2 separate regions of the Mus musculus genome follow, and region 1 is linked to region 2. A link is a loop called in an ENCODE intact Hi-C map of the cell type or tissue named here. Cell type or tissue: left cerebral cortex. All regions are shown on one strand.

Evidence for each region. Hi-C counts contacts between places; a loop is a spot of excess contacts. Peaks named below come from ENCODE experiments on the same cell type or tissue, not always from the same donor. Only the 100,000 strongest peaks of a DNase experiment are listed, where the experiment ranks them.
Region 1: it touches region 2 in a loop (4-fold over the local background); 7 of 42 quality-filtered maps call a loop at or near these places.

What each region holds. Positions count from the first base shown.
Region 1 is chr16:47,871,784-47,874,283 of GRCm38, forward strand. No RefSeq gene overlaps it. Among named protein-coding and RNA genes, the nearest start is that of Gm52257, 180 kb to the right of the region's middle. In left cerebral cortex, no CTCF peak of the experiment used is centred here; a DNase peak (open chromatin) is centred at 1,181.
Region 2 is chr16:46,490,211-46,492,710 of GRCm38, forward strand. The region is part of intron 1 of Nectin3 (nectin cell adhesion molecule 3); the gene reads right to left. Among named protein-coding and RNA genes, the nearest start is that of Nectin3, 5.5 kb to the right of the region's middle. In left cerebral cortex, a CTCF peak has its summit at 1,507 (motif pointing right); no DNase peak of the experiment used is centred here.

The DNA of each region.
Region 1 (2,500 bases), 1.4 Mb after region 2:
TTCGCTGTGACGGTTTGACCTCTGTCAGTACACAGATAGGATCTTACTTGCTGCATGTCTGCCTCTCTGGACCTTTTTCTTAGCTTTCAGCTGTAAGAAGAAGGGTTGTTAATTAGGAATCCCATGAGGCATAGCTGAAAGCCTTTCATTGGTGGGTGATAAAGTGTATCTATCCACTAGAATTTGTCTTGGAGCACTGGGTGAAGAGGGGAAGGAGTCGCGAAGATAAGATAGCCTGTTATGAAGATTACAGAAGCCACAGAGAGACAAACGTGGCAGGAATAACCAGGATTCCTCCTTTTGCCCCGAGGATAGATCTGAAGATAGGAGGTTTCTAAAGGTATTCATTTCTAAGTATAAAAGCAGGTTTTAAAATCTCAGTGGATAAGGTTGCTTTTCTCTTTAAGGTGCATTATACATAAAGTATCATATTGAACTCACCAAGGACTCTGGTTTCAGAAAAAGGTCATAGCCTTCCCATCAGGAAATATAACTAAACTTCGGGGCTGAAAAGTAAGGGAGATATTTACCAAAAAGTAGTATATCAAAGACTTAGAACAATCCTTATAAAATATTATATCCCAAAGACACCCTTCAGTTTCAGAAATTGCTGAGTAAATATAATATGCTGCCTTAATAATATATTCTACAGCCTAGCCATGTGCAACACAGTAAGATGAAAGAGCTAGCTAGCACTCCTGAAATATGTCATCTTATTCCTCAGCTTTTAGGGCTTCAAGAATTTATTTAACCTCAATGAAATTATTTGACTTTATGGGAAACTAGTAATAACCACATGCATTTGTTGAGAATAGTTTTATTGTGTGGTATCCAATGGAGTCTGTACTAGAAAGGATTGCTCTTGTGATGATCATTTATCCTCCAAATAAAGTTACCTCATGACCCTTAGCTTGGATTAAAATTCTTGTCCAGTCCAAGTCTACCTTTTGCCCAGCAGCACAGAATCTATATTGCTAATGGCCAAGGATACGGGTAGCTTTCTCACTCCCAGAGCATAGAATCTGAAATTTTAAGTGGAGAACTTTAACTTACATTCGTGCAAACTTCAACACTTGCAGGAAGACAAACAAACAAAAAAATATATTTAAAATTATTCTTGTACCACCTCCTCTTCAACTCCATTCTTCCAACTCCAGTTTCAAGGCCCAATTCCAAAGCAGCCCTGTCCTCAGAGGACCCAGAATTTGAGACAACACTGTGCATTGTGTGAGGGGAGGCACTAAGTACTCTGATTACATGCTGCTTTCAATACAGAGTCATTTCGTGTAAGCTGCAATTAAACATTTACAATTCATTTAAGAGCAGTAAAAGAGACATGGTTTTAAGACATAATTGCAATGTGGGCTTTGCAGGGTTTTTCTTTATATCCAAACATTTGCAATCATGAGATTGATATATAGGAAAAAGCTGCCTTTGGATGAAGAAACTGCTCCATTACTTTACTGAGAGCCACTCTGAGGCTTTTGCTATGGGAAGTTATAAACAACCTTTTTAAGTACTTTGATATAGTATACGGTTTTGTGTTCATATATTGAATCATCATTTTATTTCTATATGTAAATGATAATAACTAGCATTTTGTTTTTCAGACTATAATAATATCAGTGTGGAACTAGGTTGTATCAATTTGGGTCAGTTAACTACAGTTCCCAATCATTATAGTAATCCAACAATGGCTCTTTACGGTATCATTCTGTTTCATAATGTCAGAGATTTTGCTAAATCTCCCTTGCTAAAATACATTATCTTCATTACTTACTTTCATATGCAGTTGTTACCTGACTAAGAAAGAGTCTCCATATATTCTCAACATGATTTAAAAAAAAAGCCAGCATGGTAAGACATAATGAAAAACAAAACAGTATTAAGAGACAGGAGACGTGAGTTATACTTCTTATTCATAAATTTATCAGGTTTTATTTTAAACTGGTTACTACCTATTTGAACCATTTTCCCTAAAACACAGTTAAAGTAAACTACACAATCTCTAGCAGTTACAGCTCCCGAGTTCTTGTTATCTTCCATACCTATTATGTTGATTTAAAGAACAAGAGAGTCCCTCCATTGCCACATCTTTTCACTTGCCCTATTATGGCTCAAAATATTTCACCAGAAAAGGTGAAGAAAATCATTAGAGATAAACGGGCTGTATCTGTTTCCCCACTGCAGGATTTGCGGGTTAATTCACATACACTAATAATTCACACACATGCTTGGCCTTTACCAAGCATGTGGTCAACTGCCTTAGTTAACGAAAGGAAACTGCAGTACAAAATAACCACCCACATTCTCTATTTGAGCAAAAATCAAAAGTAAAGCTCGTGTCTCTGACTGCAGCCCATTTTCATTTCTGATCTGTAAATAAGTCAGTATTAACATTAGCATAACCATAGGTGAGACTGTAAGAAATGCCATACAAGTGAAACATAAAGCTGTATTATTAGTTTCCTTGATTTCCCAGTATTATTTATCCCAAATA
Region 2 (2,500 bases):
CTTTAAATGCAATGTTAGGAAAACATGATTGTGTAGGTCCGATTACACCATATTGTACACATGTGCACTTAAGACTAAACTTGATTTTGTTGCTAAACCCTTGAAGTCAGGAAACTCGAGTGGCCCACCCCACCCCATGAGAAGCACATGCAAATACAGAAGGGTGAAGAAGATGGTGCAGTGTGTCTCTTTCAAAATCTGCTCACCTGGACAGGCTGTAAATAAAAAGGTTGCAACAAGGAGAATCACCTGGGGGAAGATTCTAAAAGTGTCTCTCAAGACACCTTGAAACTCCATGCTCTCCAACTCACAATACACAACTCTTCTACTACCTACTTATACGATTAGTACAATGAATGGTAAGCAATCAATAACCCTACACTAGTTTAAAGTACATACGTGAAATCTATAAGCGTAAATTATCCTAAGGTAACCATAAAATATGAAATAGAGAAGTATCAAGACAAATGTGCGGCAATCCTCACTGAAATTTTAAGTTGATGGCCTATAAGAGAGCCATTTAGGAAAAAACTTCAAGTCCACCCTTAAAAATGTTTCCAACAAACCTAAATGAATGAACTGTCAGACTCTACTAAAAAATAATAAAAATCATACAGGGAAGAGAGAAGGCTCAGTTGTCAAGGTGCTTTTCATGCAAGGAAGAAAGAGTACTGGGGTTCAAATTCCCAGAACGCACATAAACACTGGGAGGTTGTAATTGCAACCCTGGGAGGAACAGGCAACTCCAGGCTAGCCAGACCGGCCCTGTCTTCCAGCTCTGGGTTCAATTGAGAGACCTTGCCTCAAGGAATAATGTAGAGAATAGACAGAGTCTGTCAATCTCTACTTCTGACCTCCATGTATACACCCACATACATGAACCTACATAAATACGTGCACCCACACATATGTGGACATGCATACACATACATGCATACATATGAAAAAATACATAGGCTGGGTGTGGTGACTAATGCTTTTAATTCCAGCACCTGGAGGCTAGAGGCACACTGGAGCTCTCTAGTTCGAGGCCAACCTGGTCTACATAGTGAGTTCCAAGATAGACATATCTGCATAGTGACACTTTGTGTCCAAAAAGCAAAGAAAATAAGTAATTTTTAAAAATTAAGATCATGAGCTTAATGAAATTCAGTAAAGTATCTGTGTCTAAGAATTAAAGGGCAATTTTAAGCAAAAATGTATTTAAAAACCAAAAGTATGACAAATTAATGATGTTTGGATATTCGAAGTGTTTTCAGAATGCTTGGCACACAGAATACTTAAAATTCTATTATCGTCTTAAGGATTACTTTACTCTGATTTGCATATTAATAGTAATTATTAATTAAATGTCTTATCTTTTGAAAACCATATAGTTCTTACTGTCAATTTTTATGGAGACTAAGAGTTAATATGATAATCTATAGAAATACACTTACTACTTTTTTTAAAAGATGTATTTATTTATTATATAAAAGTACATTGTAGCTGTCTTCAGACGCTCCAGAAGAGGGCGTCGGATCTCTTTACAGATGGTTGTGAGCCACCATGTGGTTTCTGGATTTGAACTCAGGACCTTAGGAAGAGCAGTCAGTCAAAATTCTGTTTTTAATAAGACTATCATAGCTATCTTCTCTTCAATCAGTTTTTAATGACTAGCAATAACTATAAAGTTTTATTTAACTATACAGATGCAAGATGCATTATCAAAATTTGTAAGCTAATACATATGTATATAAGTATGTATGTGTACATAAATATGTGAGTAGGTTGAACATCCAATATCCCAAAAGCTGAAATTCAAAATGTTTCCAAATAAAAACCTTTGCACGTGCCACAAGTAGAAAATACCATACTATGCATGAAGTTAGTAGAAACATTATGAGATTTCCTTCAAGTTCCGTGCATAAGGAGTATAGGAAACCTGAGCACATGCAGATTAGGCCTATCATGATGATACCTATCTTCATCACCCAGGTGTGCATCCCAACACTCAAGTCTCAGGGCAAGAGAGACGGCGAGCAGTAAAGAGCACTTGTTGCTGCTGTAGGGGATCCGAGTTCAGTTCCCAGCACCCACCCACATGGTGGTTCACAACAATTCTCATCTCTAGTTCCAGAGGATCTGACTCCCTCTTCTGACCTCCGTGAGCACCAGGCACATGGGAGATTCCTAACAAGCAAGCACATTTTTTCACATAAAATAAAATATTCTAATTTTTTTTTATCTTAAATCTGAAACATACCCGATCGCAAGCATTTCGAATTGAGAGTCTCACAGTCTCACAACATAAACAAGTCTGGCATAAATAGGGAGTGCCAATAAGTACACAGTATAGAAACACACACATACAACTCAATAGTTATGCTTCTTTATGATGCTGTAGAGGGAAGCCAAGTTTTATTTTATTTGCTTCTAAATCTGTTTGCCACTCCAATAAATCATAACAACCCTAACCTGATGTTATAGATACAGAGAGTAGTGTACAAATCGTGTCTCC